Linked DNA regions of Homo sapiens: region 1 is linked to region 2. A link is a loop called in an ENCODE intact Hi-C map of the cell type or tissue named here. Cell type or tissue: dorsolateral prefrontal cortex. All regions are shown on one strand. Links, peaks and the distances in the headings refer to the core of each region. The heading gives the core; the rest is flanking DNA. Region 1 holds the start of TRG-GCC1-5 (tRNA-Gly (anticodon GCC) 1-5). Region 2 holds the start of CXADR (CXADR cell adhesion molecule).

Region 1 (8,445 bases), core at 58-8,057, 58 kb after region 2:
CAGCTCACTGCAGCCTCGACCTCCTGGGATCAAACGATCCTCCCACCTCAGCCTTGTGAATAGCTGGGACCACAAGGCATGCGCCTCCATGCCCAGCTAATTTTTGTATTTTTTGTAGAATTGGGATTTTGCCACGTTGCCCAGGCTGGTCTCAAACTCCTGAGCTCAAGGGATCCACGTGCCTTGGCCTCCCAAAGTGCTGGAATTACAGGTGTGAGCCATCACGCCTGGCCCAGATTACTCTTCCTAATGTGGGTAAGTCTCATCCAATCAGTTGATGGCTTGAATAGAATGAAAGACTGAGCTACCTGCCGCGAAAGGGAATCTGTAGCAGATGACCTTCGGACTTGGACTGCAGCATCAACTCTTTCCTGGGTCTTCAGCCAGCTGGTCTACCCTGCAGATTTTGGACTTGCCAACCCCCATAATTGTGTAAGACAATTTCTTTATAAACAAGTTTCCTTGTGTGTATATACATCCTATTGATTCTGTTTCTCTGGAGAAACCTGCCTAATACAAAATCCCTTTCCAAATTAGGGCATGATACATTGCATAGCCCCGGATGTGACAGTAAATAAAAATTCATAATGAAAAATGTTCTTTGTAGCATTATTTATAACAACAAATTGAAATTAGCCTATATGCACATCAATAATGAATTGAATAAATGAATTATAAAACTACTTTCACGCCATAGAAAGCAATCGAGATACAACTGTATAAAATGGTGGTGGTGATGTAAAAGTATGACCAAGGTAGATTGTTAGAGAAAAAATGCAATTTGCCTTGAAGTACACATAATTGGATCCCACTTATGTAGAAATTTATATAGTTGGAAAATAGTATAATAAAAATAGGTAACACTTACTGAGGGCTTCCTATATGCATTCACTTCATTCATTCAATTCGACAAATATTTATTGCATGCTGTGCTGGGTGACAGGCTCTCAGCAGTAAATTAGACCAGTGGTTTTCAACCTGGGTGATTTTGCCCCCCAGAGGACATTTGGCCATGTCTATAAATAGTTTTTGTTGCAGGTAGAAGTGGGTAGAAGCCAGAGATGCTGCTACACAACCCACAGTGTGCAGGACACCAGCCCCTCTTTCCACTACCGGAAATTATTCAGCCTAAAATATCAGTAGTACAGAGGTTGAAAACCCCTAAATCAAACAAAATCCCTGCCTTTATGGAGTTGGCGGTAATTAATTTAATTCTCATGTTGCCTCTATTGGGTAGGTACTATTATGATCCTCATTTTATAGATGTGGAACACATAGCAACAAAAAGGTCAAGTAAAGGCACAGGCCAGGGGCCGGGTGTGGTGGCTCACACCTGTAATCCCAGCACTTTGGGAGGTGGAGGCTGGTGAATCACTTGAGGTCAGGAGTTCGAGACCACCCCGGCCAACATGGCGAAACCCTGTCTCTACTAAAAATACAAAAATTATCCTGGCATGGTGGCACGTGCCTGTAATCCCAGCTACTTGAACCCCGGAGGCTGAGGTTGCTGTGAGCCGAGATTGTGCCACTGCACTCCAGCCTGGGTGACAGAGTGAGACTCCATCTCAAAAAAAAAAAAACCAAAAAACAAAAAACCAGGCACAGTGACTCACGCCTGTAATCCCAGCACTTTGGGAGGCCAAGGCGGGTGGATTACCTGAAAGGCCAGGAGTTTGAGACCAGCCTGACCAACATGCGGAACCCCGTCTCAACTAAAAAAAATTAGCCAGGCATGGTGGTGGGCGCCTGTAATCCCGGCTACTCAGGAGGCTGAAGCAGGAGAATTGCTTGAACCCAGGAGGCGGAGGCTGCAGTGAGCCGAGATGGCACCACTGCACTCCAGCCTGGGCAAGGGCGAAACTCTGTCTCAAAAAAAAAAAGACACGGGCTAAACGACTCACAGGTACCTCTGTAAATTGGGGTTAGGGTGAACTTTCACTTTTACATAATATATTTTGATATATTTAAAATTTTAATAAACTTATTTTACTTTTATAATAATTAGCTTTGTAATTAAAATGTGAGTTAAAAATATTTTAAAATGATTTATCACTTCCAGTTACTTGTTTAAAACAATCCTACCTTTCCAGGCCCTCCATGATCTAGTCCCATTTGCTTCTCCAACTCTCATTGCTCCTCGCCTCGTGCACTCTCCATTCCAGCTACCCTAGGTTAATGTCTTTTTTGAGTTTGGGACTTTTGTTCGCTCATTATTCCATTACCTGCGAAACCAAGTAAGATCTTGCACATAAATTATGAATCAAAATGAATTATAAAGAGGAGTTTCTTTCATATTGAATCAAAATCCGCTTTTCTTTTTTTTTTTGAGACGGAGTTTCGTTCTTGTTGCCCAGGCTGGAGTGCAATGGCGCGATCTCCGGCTCACCGCAACCTCCGCCTCCTGGGTTCAAGCGATTCTCCTGCCTCAGCCTCCCGAGTAGCTGGGATTACAGGCATGTGCCACCATACCCGACTAATTTTGTGTTTTTAGTAGAGACGGGGTTTCTCCATGTTGGTCAGGGTGGTCTCGAACTCCCAACCTCAGGTGATCCGCCAGCCTCGGCCTCCCAAAGTGTTGGGATTACAGGCGTGAGCGACTGCGTCCGGCCCAAAATCTGCTTTTCTGTAATGATTTTTACCAATTAGTCTTAGTATTCTATTAGATATTTACAGTTTTCTTTATTCCTCTCTCTCCCCACCCCTTCTCTCTTTCTTTTTTCTTTTTTTTGAGACAGAGTCTCGCTCTGTTGTCCAGGCTGGAGTGCAATGGCGCGATCTCGGCTCACTGCAGCCTCCGCCTCCCAGGTTCAAGCGATTCTCCTGCCTCAGCCTCCTGAATAGCTGGGACCACCGGCTTGCACCACCACGCCTGGCTAATTTTTGTAGTTTTAGTAGAGACCAGGTTGATATTTACAGGTTTCTATTCAAGGCATCGTCACAAGACAATACTACCAACATTTAAATATTTATATATAAGTTTTCTCTAAGTTAAGCTTCTCTAACGCTTTCAGACATTTTGCTGGCTGAACCTTGTTTCAATAGCGCTTACCATCCTAGCTTCTTTTCTTAGCTAGAATACTCCACTTTGCCAATATCCTTCCTGAAGTGTGGCATGCTGGAGAGTACACCAGAGTCCAGGGGTGAAACGAGTAGTTAGAAAGCAAACAGCCTCCTGTGCTTTGTTTTTTTCTGAACTTTGTGTATGTGGAGCTCTCATTGCACTCACTTCCTTGACGGTGTGTCCCACATCACTGAATCACAGTTCACTGCAATAATCAGCAATGGCTGTCACGGTGCTGAGTCCTCAGTAAGGTATTATTCAGCGCATTCTGCTTAAGATGGCAGGAAAGCATTTAATATAAATAGCATTTAATGCAATTTATATTTTTATATAAATGAATTCAATTTTTAAAAAAACTGGTGTTTATTCAAGAGGCACTCACACGGCTATCTGGAGCACTTTATTCTCAAAAAACCCCCCAATTCCCCCAAACAATCTGGAGAGGCAACATTTAATTGTATCATGAATCAATAAGTAGCAATACTTCAAGTGACCAACTTTTTTGTTGCTGTTGAGGCAGTGTCTCACTCTGTCACCTAGGCTGGATTGCAAGTGGCATGACCACAGCTCGCTGCAGCCTTGACCTCCCAGGCTCAAGCAATCCTCCCTCCTCAGGCTCCTGAGTAGCTGGGACTACAGGCACGTGCCACCATGCCCGGCTCATTTTCTTTTTTTTTAGTTTTTTTTTTTAGAGACAAGAGTCTCCCTGTGTTGCCCAGGCTGGTCTCGAACTCCTGGGCTCAAGCAATCCTCCCCACTCGGCCTCCCAAAGTGCTGAGATTACAGGCATGAGCCACCATGCCCAGCCAAGTGACCAAAATATTATCATCTTCCTTCTCCATTATCTAGTCTCTTGCAACAAAGAACACCTTCCAGTCGCGTTCCAATCATGTTACTGCTTTTCCCCAACTCTTCTATCGGTGCATGGGTGGTTCAGTGGTAGAATTCTCGCCTGCCACGCGGGAGGCCCGGGTTCGATTCCCGGCCCATGCAGCACGAAAATGTGTTTTGGACCGTGCGCGGGAGGTTGCGGTAAGCCGAGACTGCACCGTTGTATTCCAGCCACAGCAACAGTGAGAGAAACTTCGTCTCAAAAACAAACAAAAAAACTTTCGAGGGGTCCCAAATGCTTCTTAAATTGAATGATTTGTAGAACAGGCTTTGTGACCCAGTGACTAACTGACCATCCTTTATCACAAAAGACACTAGTTTTCCTCCCATATAGCATTTCCTCCACAGTCAGGAGAGAGACTTTCCCCCAAACATGTCTCAGCTCAGCCATCTGGAGTTTGCGCATGTGTTTGCCATGTTAATCCCTCCTTCGTAAGCGCTCTCTCTGGGGTTATGAATCTTCTCAAACGGTATGAGTTTGACAGCTAAAATGGACTGATTTAAATCACTGTTCGCACACTGAAAATACAGTGGAATCAAGGTTCAGAGAAGATGGCCTGAGGACCTTGCTTTACTAGGAAGCAAGTTCTGGAACGGACACTTGCTTTTGGAGCACCCTTTCCTATCTTCTATTTAATTACTTAATCCTTTATTATATTCTCCCTGTCCCCTATTGCCCCCACCCCTGCACTTTTTAACCTCTTCCTGTAAGACACTAAACATATAAAAGAATATAGGGGAAAACAGTAAAAATAACAGCTAACAATTGATAAGAGTGTTTCAGATAGATCCGGGCTCTTCACTTACTTTATCCCTAGTCTTCACAACGGTTCATATAAGGAAGAGGTGGACGCAATTTTTTTTTTTTTTTTTTTTTTTTTGAGACGAGGTCTCTCTCTGTCGCCCAGGCTGGAGTGCAGTGGCGCGATCTCGGCTCACTGCAAGCTCCGCCTCCCGGGTTCACACCATTCTCCTGCCTCAGCCTCCCGAGTAGCTGGGACTACAGGCGCCCGCCACCACGCCCAGCTGATTTTTTGTATTTTTAGTAGAAACGAGGTTTCACTGTGTTAGCCAGGATGGTCTCGATCTCCTGACCTTATGATCCGCCCACCTCGGCCTCCCAAAGTGCTGGGATTACAGGAGTGAGCCACCGCGCCCGGCCTGGATACACATACTTTAAAGACGTAAAATTGGCTGTTTAGTAATTATTCAGAGCCACACCAGTACTAAATTTATTAAAGAGGAAACAAAAAAAATTTGTAACTCATTATTAGATATCACTGTACCCGTGGGGAGAATGGAACAGGGACATTTGTGGATGGATATGTGCAAAAAAAAAAAAAAAAAAAAAAAAAAAAAAAAAAAAAATTCAAGAGCCATTGATGATTCTTTTAGCAAAAAAATGGAAGCATTATGAATTACGGTGCAAGGGTCAAGGAGTATTGGGAGCTAGTTTCCCTGACGAATGCTGAGTCCATTAGAAGTTGGAACCATTAGACTTTTGAAAACCTATAGAAAAGAGAGTGGATGGTAGCTAGGCAGCTAAAAAGTCTTTGATGCTTTATTTTTGTATGGGCTTACTATTACAATTATTGGGAAGTAATATTTGGGTGGGAATATTTCTATATCAAATAGTCTGTATTTGCATAGGCTGACATTTAGATTGAATCTACAGTAGGATTACTACACAGCTTTGAGATCTGGGTTTGTGAAGCACATGGTTCATAACATAAAAAAGAGTGATTTGAATGTCTCACAATTTTCATTATGACAACTTGGATGAACAACATCTACAGTAATTTCTAAGTCTCACACCATTCCAGCCACACCCAGTCTGGGCAACACAGTGAGACCCCATCTTCAAAAATACGTAAATAAATAAATAAAAGAAGAATAAAGAAAAGAAAAATGGAGATTTCTTTGTATATGTGTGTATAAAAATCAGGAAGCTAAGACAAAATATTCCGAAAGTATGAGTCACAAAATTATATTACTTGACATATGATCAGGGTCACAAACTGAGATAATTGTATTTTGAAAGATTAATGCTAAAAAAGTTGGGAAACTGTATACACGATTACAGCATGAAATTAAGAAAATAATAAGGCAAGCAGTTTTATCCTGGATAAAACATTTTTTGGTGGGGTGGTGGGGGTAGGGGGTGCCCTGGTGAAGACTAAGCAATCTGTTAGACAAATTCTAAAAGAGCTGAGCTGTAACATTTTTATTTATTTATTTATTTATTTTTAAAATTATTTTAGATTTCAGTCTTGTTCGGGAGTGGTGGCTTATGCCTGTAATCCCAGCACTTTCAGAGGCCGAGGCCGGCAGATCACCTGAGGTCAGGAGTTCCAGACCAGCCTCACCAACATGGTGAAACCCCGTCTCTATTAAAAATATAAAAATTAGCTAGGTGTGGCGGCGTACGCCTGTAATTCTAGCTACTCGGGAAGCTGAGGCAGGAGAATCGCTTGAACCCAGGAGACGGAGGTTATAGTCAGCCGTGATCGCACCCCTGCACTCCAGCATGGGTGACAGAGGGAGACTCTGTCTCAGAAAAAAAAAAAAGATTTGAGTCTCACCATGTTGCCTAGGCTGGTTTCAAACTCCTGGCCTCAAGCAACCTTCCTACAGGCGCGAGCTACTGCTCCTGGAAAGACTATATTTCTTTAAATATTAGAATTTAAAGACCATCTGGGAATAGAGTTGGCTTGGAGGGAGGATGAAGAGATTGGAGCTGTTGATGGAAAACAAAACACCATCACATTTTTTCCCTTGCTCTTCTGCCAATAAATATCGGTTGACCTCCTGCATTGATCTCCCTCATTGCTATCCCCAATTTATTTTTTTTAATATTCTAAATGTGTAAGATAAACCTGAGAAATATTTGACCTCATGCAACAATGTAATTTCCATTCTCAGTTCCTCCAAATCAGGGAGCTGTCTATATTCTCATTTTTCAGGAGTAAGATTTGCAGATAACTGTAAATCCATGCTCACTAGCAGTGTAAAATTTATACAGAGGAAACTACAAGTAGATAGAGTTGTTGTTAAGTTCAGCTCTGTCTGATTTAGAAATGAATCTCGTGTTTGGATAATCTAGTCTTAGCTCATTCTATTTATTCAGCCAAGTTATTTCCTGCACAGATCCCTCCTTTGCCTGCCAACTGTAATCATTTTTTTCTTTTCATGTTAGTTCCCACTACTCCTATTTGAAGTGCCACCACATACAGCTTGCGGTTGCTTTACTTTCCATCTAGTTAATCTCACCCGTACTGGTCATCTAAACAAGCCAATTCTTCCCAATCTCTTGATTTTCTGATCATTCCTTCCATAATGAATCTATGATCTGATGAGTAACTTTAGTTATTTTTAGTGTGTCCCTTACTCACTCTCCTAAGTGACGTCACCTCTCATGTTGCCTCATCAGGAAAATGATTAGGCAACATGGAGTAGGATTAGATGGGGTGTCCTCAATTCTGGGTGCATATTAGAAGTATTTGGGGAACTTTAAAAAAATACTGCTTACCCGGGCCTGCTGGCTTATGCCTGTAATCCCAGCACCGTGGGAGGCTGAGGCAGGTGGATTGCTTGAGCTCAGGAGTTTGACACCAGCCTGAGCAACATAATGAGCCCCTGTCTCTACACACATGCACACACGCACACACACGCGCACACATGCACACACCCGCACATACACAGCTACTCCTTCACCACATAAGACAAGTGTAATCAAATTTTCTTAGCATAAGACCTGGGCGTTGTTGGCATTTTATTAAAAGCTCAGCCAGAGTTAGGAACCACAGGAAGAATGATTTTCACCTACCTTTCCAACTTTATGATTCCCTTATTCTCTTTTTTTAAAAAAATTTTTGTAGAGACGGGGATCTCCCTGTGTTGCCCAGATTGGGATCAAACTTCTGGGCTCAAGTGATCCTCCTGCCTCAGCCTCCCAAAGTATTGGGATTTCAGTCATGAGCCACTGAGCCCGGTTGATTCCCTTATTCTTTTTTTTTTTTTTTTTTTTTTTTTACATATTCTTGCTCTGTCAGACGGGCTGGAGTGCAATGGCGCGATCTCAGCTCACTGCAACCTCTGCAACCTCTGCCTCCCGGGTTCAAGCGATTCTCCTCCTCATCCTCCTGAGTAGCTGGGATTACAGGCGCCCGCCACTACGCCTGGCTGATTTTTGTATTTTTAATAGAGATGGGGTTTCAGTATGTTAGGCTGGTCTCGAACTCTTAACCTCACATGATTCGCTGGCCTCGGCCTTCCAAAGTGCTGGGATTATAGGCGTGAGCCACCACACCCGGCCCCTTAATATTATACTTACTGACTTGCACTGTTTTTCCTCTATAATTTTTATAAGACACTAAAGGAGACGGGCTTTCTTGATGTGATTCATTAACAGTTTGAATATGACTATTAATATCATACCCATAACATATGATATTAGTGAGATTATGTGACATCGTTATGTGACATTTTAACCA
Region 2 (8,445 bases), core at 381-8,380:
AGCTAGGTACCTTTATTTGATATCTGAGATGCAAGACCAATAATATATTAAGAGATCTACAGACATGAAGGCAAAGCTCTTGTATTTTTTTTCATCCAAACACCTCAATTTATTTTATAAATTTGGTATTTTTCTGTTTTTTTTCTATTTTTCATTGACAAAAATTGTGTATGTTTATCTACATATAACACATTATTTTGAAATATGTGTGCCTTGTGAAATGGTTAAATCCAGGGAATTAACATATGCATTACCTCACATACTTTTTGTGGTGAGAACACTTAAAATCCACTCATAGCAATTTTCAAAAATATAATACATTGTTATTAACTATAGTCACCATGTTGGATAATGGATTTAATTTTGTATCCCTTGACCAACATCTACCCAACCCTTCCACCTTCAACCCCCATTACCTGCTCCAGGATCCCCATTCTTGACACGTAAGGCAACAGACACACAGTGAGGCTTGGCCACCATCAAATAGCTAACAAGAGGTTGGGAGACCAGACTTTTTTAGTTCCATTCATGTTGGCAATTGAAGAACACCACCCCAAACTTTAACAAGATCCCTAAGTAATGCTGACGCTGCAGGTCCCTAGGCCACATTAGTTTACAATGTCAACCCAAGCCCTGGAGAAACTAGTGTCCTCACAATGCCTCAAAGTATTCAATTAAGACTATGACATTAAAGAGCTAATAATAAAAGCCTTCAGTATTTGACACACAGTCAAACCAACAGTAGGTTCTTAATAAATGACAGATGACCAGTGGTAGTAAGAGAAAGTGGCTGCTGTAGGGACAGAAGAGCATAGTGTGATGAGAACACAGATTCAAGAGCAAATCTGTGATCTTCACAAGTTAATTATATAACGACTCTGTGCCTCTGTTTCTCTATTTGTACAACAGGGATAAGTATAATAAATACCCTCTCGGGTTGCTTGGTGGATTGAATATATAGGTATGTAAAGCCCTTAGAACAGTATCTGGCATTTCATAACTGATCAAGGGTTTAATTTTACTACTACTGCTACTGCCACTGCTTACTACTGCTGCTACTACTGATTACTAGTAGTATGACTCACTAGTAGGCAGCCAATAAAAATGCATCGAAAGGAGTCCCATCTGCAGCCAGAGTATACCACAAAACTGTTTCAGAGCTGGAGGAATATCTATCACTGACGGTATAATCTGAATGAGTCTTTCCCTTGTTTTGCTAAAGTAGGAGTCAATCATGTTAACAGTGAACTTGAGTTAATAACAATGCCTTTTTTTTTGTTTATTTGTTTCAGAGACGGAGTCTAGCTCTGTCGCCCAGGCTGGAATGCAGTGGCGCGATGTGGGCTCACTGCAAGCTACGCCTCCCGGGTTCACGCCATTCTCCTGCCTCAGCCTCAGCTGGTACTACAGGCGCCTGCCACCAGGCTCGGCTAATTTTTTTGTATTTTTAGTAGGGACGGGGTTTCACCGTGTTAGCCAGGATGGTCTCGATCTCCTAACCTCATGATCTGCCCGCCTCGGCCTCCCAAAGTGCTGGGATTACAGGCGTGAGCCACCGCGCCCGGCCCATACCAATGCATTTCTAAATGGTCAGAAATATCTGAAGAAATAAAGCCATTCATCAATTAGTATGTCTTCTTTTTTTTTTTGAGACAGAGTCTCACTCTGTCGCCCAGGCTCGAGAGCAGCGTCATGATCTTAGACCTCATGAGCTTAGACCTCCCAGGCTCCGGCAAACCTCCCATCTCAGCCTCCCGCGTAGCTGGGACTATGACAAGCATCACTGCACCTAGCTAGTTCTTTTTGGGTTTTATTTTGTTGTATTTTTTGTAGAAATGCGGTCTCGCCATGTTGCCCAGGCTGGTCTCAAACTCCTACACTCAAATGACCCTCCCGTCTCAACCTCCCAAATTGCTGGGATTACAAGCACCGTGCCTGGCCTCAGCTGTTCTTAAACTGAAAAACTGGAATAAAGATAGTTGCCTTGTTTAGCTGAGACACTGGCCCTTCGAGTAGATGTTCACTGTACCCGTGTATACCTTATGAGCACAATGACTCTCTGCATCAAAATATTATTTCTTAGAATTGTGCCTATCAAAGTGAGGCATTCCAAAAAAAAAAAATTAAATCCAATTATCTAAATATTCCCGTTAAAACAACAACAACTAGTTCCTGCCAGGCATGGTGGCTCACGCTTGTAATCCCAGGACTCTGGGAGGCTGAGGGAGGCGGATCACCTGAGGTCGGGAGTTTGAGACCAGCCTGACCAACATGGTTTCTACTAAAAATAAAAAAGTTAGCCGGGCATGGTGGGGGGTGCCTGTAATCCCAGCTACTCAGGAGGCTGAGGCAGGAGAATCGCTTAAACGCGGGGGGCGGAGGTTGTGGTGAGCCAAGATCACGCCATTGCACTCCAGCCTGTGCAACAAGAGCGAAACTCCATTTAAAAAAAAAAAAAAGTTCCTCCACATAATTTATGTTCTTCCACTTTTCTGCTTTAGATGTGGTCTAAAACTATTTTTTTTTTTTTTCCCAGAGAACACACTGTGTTCTCAACTTCATCTTCAGGTTCGGCCTAGACAAAAAAAAGAAAAAAAAGAAAGAAAGGTGGGAATGTACCTGTAAACTGGTTCTATGACCCTTCATCTTCTCCGGAAGGCTTACTTTGGACATTTCAGCCCGCCAAGTCTAAATGATATATATCAAAAAGGTGGAGGTAGTGCTATAGGCTCAGATCGAAGATTAGACTTGCTAATAGAATGTTGATCCCATGAGTAATGCTCACAGCTGTGGCATCCAACAATGGAATTAACATTTCAACAGGAAGCAGAGAGCCATCCCAACAGAAAGGGCCACTAGATCCTGCTTCAGAGCACCTAACAACAAAAAATTACCCTTCCAGAGGCTATACTAAGTGCGCCTCCTAGGATCCCACCTACGGATTTTTAAAAATGAATTATTTGGTTATAAAACGCAGCAAGTGCTTAGTTTGACAAACAAGATCAGTTGGTTAAAACACCGACATGGAAAATCCGTTTTTTAAAGTGTCAAAATGATTACGCCTCCTAATGGTCCACGCATTTTTCACATGCCTTTTTTCCCCTCCCAGAGAAAGGAGCAGTCGACAAACGCACTTGGCAAATCCTCTAGCAATTACCCTGTACAACTCAGCCCGTCTTATCTCCAAAATGAACGACTCATTACAAACTCAAAAACGAGGTCACTGAATTCTCCTTTGCACTTCGCCCAAGGACTGCAGAAACCAATGCTACATTTTTGCAGGAACCCACTTTTGATTTTCCACGGTCTCCTTCACAATGCGCGTCTGGTTAGCAGCTCCTGCCTGGGCGAGCTGCTTCCAGGAGACTAACACCGTCCAGGCTGGCGTTCGCTCAGCGCCTCTTTCCTAGAGGTAGCCTGGCCGATCCGAGGCACCGGGCAGCTCCATGTCCATTGAATAATGGCGTTTGCAATTCAGCCTCCCCGCCTGGGCGACTCGACACCTGAAAACTCGCCGCCCAAGGTTTTTGAAATCGGGTAACGCTGGAGAGAACCGACACGAAGGCTGACAAGGGAGACGGCGAGAGCAAAGAAAGGCAAGCCCGCACCGGGGCAGAGAATGCTATGGGAGAGCTGCGAGGCGCACCCGACACGCCGCGCCCGAGCCCCTCCGCCTCCACCCCCCGCCGAGGGCTCCGTCCCCGGGCACTCCGCGCGCCCTGCGCGGCTCCCTACGGGACGGCTCCAGGAGCGCCCGGCCCAGCAAAAGCGCCCCTGTGCAATTCTGCCCGCCCCGCCGCCCCTGCAGCAGCGCCCCCAAATCGCGCCCGCCCCCTCCCCCACGCCCCATTGTTCCTGGGTGGCCGCGGGCAGCGAGCGCCCCCGGGCTGGGCGGGTGCTGAGGACCCCATGGCCCCTACTCACCCACTACTCCGCACAGGAGCACGAAGCACAGCAGGAGCGCCATGGTGGCTGCCGTGCCGTGGGCGGCGGCTGCAGGTAGGCGGCTCTCGCTCCTGGTCCCAGGCTCCCCGCGCCTCGCGCGCTCCCGACTGGCTCGCGGCGGCGGCGGCACCTCTGCACCCTCCGCCCCTCCTCCCAGCCCCCGCTCGGCAGGTGAACTCGCGTCACTTCCGGCAGCGGCCCGGGCCGGGCTGCGAGCGCCGGCTTCTCCAGCCGCGTGGGGTTGCCTTGGCAACCGGGCGAGGCGCTCTTCTGTCCCCGGGACCCTCCCGGCGCCGAACTCTCAGCCTCCCGGCGCGCGGCGTCGTAGGTCGCGGGCGGCCGCCTCCCACGCCGCAAGCCTGCGCAGGGGTCCCCGCCTCCATCCCTTAAGCTAAACCAGGGTTTTGCGCGCGGGGGTGGGGCAGCCCGTCTCCCACATACTGAAATTGCGTTGGCGCCCTCCTTTAAGGCGAGGCACGGGACACTCCCAGGGGCCGCCACTAGGGCGGCTCCTACCCTCCGCCCCGCCTGCACCCACCCGTCCCACCCCTCGCGGTTTGCCCCAGGGGCAGGTTCTCTGACCTCATGCTCACGGGATGCGACCTGTGCAGCCCCTGGCCTTCGCTCTCTTAACGAGCCGCTCTGGCTGACATAAAAAGCGCGAGAGGGCTTTTCTCCATCTCTGGTAGGGATAGAGCCCCTCTGCAGCTACCGATTTGGGAAATACCTGAGGTTTTTTCCACTTGCACAGAAAGGCTATTCTAGCCCTGAAGCTGGCTAGTAAGACGCTATAGTCCCAGCTACTCCGGAGGCTGAGGTAGGCAGACAACTATTATCCAATATTAGTGAGTGAGCTTTGAAAGTGGGGCTCAGTAGTTGTGGTTGAAGGCGTCAGTTGGAGTGTGGGGTCGGGGAATTGGAGATCTTGAAAGTTGTTGTCGGCTGCTCTTCCAGATAACGTTTATTTATAACTACATAGAGACTTTGTAGTGCCGCGACAGTTCCATAACAGAAATGAATTGAAGAAGAGGAGCGGTGGGTAAGAGCTTATTCCGCGGAGTGGGGCAGTAACTGGGCAGGTTTCATAGAAATGGCACCTACTTCGGGGTTGCTATGAAAGTTAAATGAGATAATGCACAAAAAATGCTTGGCACCCTGCCTGGCACGTAGTTTTAATTAGCTTCCACTTACTGAGTTCTTGCTTACAGGGTTCCTGCTTATGTAGTCTATAAGCTTACATAGTTTGTAAGTTCCTGCTTACTATCTAGACTAAGCAGGAACCCCCGTAAGCAGAATTCAGTAAGTGGAAGCTAATAAAACTAATATTGGAAAATTCTTATTATGCATTGAACCAGAAAAGAGAAGGGGCAAAGAAATCAGGTATCAAGAAGACCAGAATTGCGCAACTGCAGTTTAGCCTGGTGAGTTGCAATTCTGGCTGCACATGAAAATTACTTGGAGAATGTTTTAAAAATACTAGTGCCTGGCTGGGCGCGGTGACTCACGCCTGTAATCCCAGCACTTTGGGGGCCCAGGCGGGCGGATCATGAGGTCAGGAGATCGAGACCATCCTGGCTAACACGGTGAAACCCTGTCTCTACTAAAAATACAAAAAATTAGCCAGGCGTGGTTGCAGGCGCCTGTAGTCCCAGCGACTCGGGAGGCTGAGGCAGGAGAATGGCGTGAACCCCGGGAGGGGGAGCTTGCAGTGAGCCGAGATTGCGCCACTGCACTCCAGCCTGGGCGACACAGCGAGACTCCGTCTCAAAAAAAAAAAAAATATATCTATCTATCTATCTATCTATATATGTATATATATACTAGTACCTGAGCCTTACTCAAGTGATTCCAATTTAATTTGATTTAAGGGGAATCCTGCTTTACGGCAGCCCAATAAATGACAGATGACCAGTGGTAGTAAGAGGAAGTGGCTTTGCAAAATCATACCATCTGATTGTAAAGTTCTGCCAAAGCTTTTACAAACTAATAAGAGTTCAATACAGACGTAAGACAACATGAGTAACGGCTAGGGACTTCCCATTTGAGCAAACAGGAATTCTACTGGATATAATTGCGTGTAAATAATATTTGGAATTTAAATTTTTACTCACCACACTAAATGAAATCAAGCAGAGAAGAGCAAGTATTGAAGTTGTTCATCTGTTTAACAGTGTTCTACGAGAACTTTTCTATACTCGCTCTGTCGCCCAGGCTGGAGTTCAGTGACCCCATCTCGGCTCACTGCAACCTCCGCCTCCAAGGTTCAAGCGATTCTTCTGCTTCAGCTTCCCGAGTACCTGGGACTACAGGCGCGCGCCACCACGCCCGGCTAATTTTTGTATTTTTAGTAGAGACGGGGTTTCACCATATGGGCCAGGCTGGTCTCGAACTCCCAGCATGTTGGGAGGCAGAGGTGGACGATCGCCTGAGCCCAGGCGTTCGAGACCAGCCTGGGCAACATGGCAAGACCCCCCATATCTACTAAAAATAAAAAATGAGCCGGATGTGATGGCGCGCAGTGCCTGTAGTCCCAGCTACTCCGGAGGCTGAGGTAGGAGGACAAATATTATCCAATATTAGTTTTGTTATCTTCCACTTACTATGTGCAGGAACCCGGTAAGCAGGATCTCAGTAAGTGGAGCTAATAAAGTGAGCCCAGGAGGCAGAGGTTGCAGAGAGCCTTGATCCAAGAAGGAGAAGGAAGCAGAAAGAAGAAGAAAAGGAGGAGGAGGAGGAGGAAGAATTACCCAAAAGGATTTAGGAGGAGGAGGGGGGGGGGAGGAATTACCCGAAAGGATTTAGGAGGAGGAGGGAGGAGGACCGGGAGGACGAAGGGAGGAGGAAGGAGGAGGAGGAGGAAGAGGAACAACAACTACCCAAAAGGATTTTTATCTTAATCCCTTTCCTGGTACTTTTTCTTCTAATTCTTAGCTTTTGCCTCCTTCTGTGTTAGGCATTTGCATACCTATTAATCACTTTTCTTGTTCTAAATACTTCTAGAAGGCTGAAAAAGCACATTTTTTTTTTGTCTTCGTCACTTCTGAAAGCACATACTAGGTTCTCAAGTATTTCTCAAGTTGAATTGAATGCTTATTTTCTATGGCAATATGTTAATAAAATTTAAGTATCTGTGCAACAACAAATCATTGCACCTTAAATATATCTTTTCAGAATGTGCTTTTTTGGGAGAGGGGGACAGGATCTCGCTCTGTCGCCCAGGCTGGAGTGCAGTGGCGTGATCTCGCCCACTGCAACCTTGGCCTCCTGGATTCAAGCGATTCTCCTGCCTCAGCCTCCTGAGTAGCAGGGACTACAGGTGCACTCCACCACACCCGGCTAATTTTTGTATTTTTAGTAGAGACAGGGTTTCATCATGTTAGCCAGGATGGTCTAGATCTCCTGACCTCAGGTGATCGCCCACCTTGGCCTCCCAAAGTGCTGGGATTACAGCCGTGAGCCACTGTGCCCAGCCCAGAATGCGTTTTTTAAAACGTAAGTTTTACATCAATTTTTTTCTGCTGCTTTAGATTACTGAACACAGATTTTTTTAAAATGTACCATTCTAAGATTTAAATAATCTTGAAAGAAGCAGTCGATCTTATTTGGGGAAGTATTGTTCTTTAAAAAGTTACATGAAGTCATTTTTAGACTTTGGTTTGTGACTAAATTATTTCATAAACAGTAGCTAAAATTATGCAGTTATGTGAAATATATTAAAGACACCTTAAAATGCATTTGTGGCTGTTGTCAGCTTGGAAATTATGTCTTCTGGAAGCTATAATAAGATAATCTCATTTATTCTGGAACATATAAATTATTCTTTTTTGTCTTCAAACCAAGCTAAGAAATAGTGCACAGCCATTAAGTGAATTGCCCTGTCTTAGTAATGCACCAAGCACTCCACATTATATAGCCTCTAAACCAGCTTAAAGGTGATGATCCTTGCTCCATCAAGGCTATAATTACAGATACACAAATAACTGTGGTTAATAAAGCATCCATCCTTACAAAAATGTCTCAGCACTAATAGATCTATGAACACACCCATAGATTATTAAAATCCTACAATCATATTCAAAGGTTAATTTATACTTAAGAATTAAAGGATTTTCATCTCTTCTCAGCTTGGAATATGAAGACATGTGAATTAAGAAACTCTCTTTTTTTTTTTTTTTTTTTTGGGACGGATCTCCATCTGTCACCCAGGCTGGAGTGCAGTGGCATGATCTCGGCTCACTGCAACTTCGCCTCCCGGGTTCAAGCAATTCTGCCTCAGCCTCACGTGTAGCTGGGATTACAGGCATGCACCACCACACCCGGCTATTTTTGTATTTCTAGCAGAGATGGGGGTTTCGTCATGTTGGCTAGACTGGTCTCAAACCCCTGACCTCAGGTGATTTGCCTGCCTCAGCCTCCCAAAGTGCTAGGATTACAGGCGTGAGTCACTGCGCCAGGCCAAGAAACTTTCTATTATATGTGAAACTGCTGCTAATTTTTCTG

The links. Hi-C counts contacts between places; a loop is a spot of excess contacts. Peaks named below come from ENCODE experiments on the same cell type or tissue, not always from the same donor. Only the 100,000 strongest peaks of a DNase experiment are listed, where the experiment ranks them.
Region 1: a loop joins it to region 2, with 1.9 times the contacts of the local background. A loop is called at or near these places in 23 of 110 quality-filtered maps.

The regions. Positions count from the first base shown.
Region 1 is chr21:17,450,398-17,458,842 of GRCh38, reverse strand. It overlaps TRG-GCC1-5 (tRNA-Gly (anticodon GCC) 1-5), which reads left to right and starts at 3,984; the gene lies at 3,984-4,054. RefSeq lists a silencer at 3,895-4,104 and an enhancer at 4,145-4,214. In dorsolateral prefrontal cortex, for the core only: no CTCF peak of the experiment used is centred there; a DNase peak (open chromatin) is centred at 4,012; H3K4me3 peaks cover 439 bases; H3K27ac peaks cover 2,667 bases.
Region 2 is chr21:17,508,652-17,517,096 of GRCh38, reverse strand. CXADR (CXADR cell adhesion molecule) reads right to left here and starts at 4,054. Exons shown (of 7, transcript NM_001338.5): 1 at 3,925-4,054. The coding sequence starts at 3,967. It also overlaps the pseudogene BTF3L4P1. RefSeq lists silencers at 3,884-4,423, 4,484-4,603. In dorsolateral prefrontal cortex, for the core only: CTCF peaks have their summits at 2,982, 4,191 and 4,394; DNase peaks (open chromatin) are centred at 3,486, 4,126 and 5,063; H3K4me3 peaks cover 4,162 bases; H3K27ac peaks cover 4,915 bases.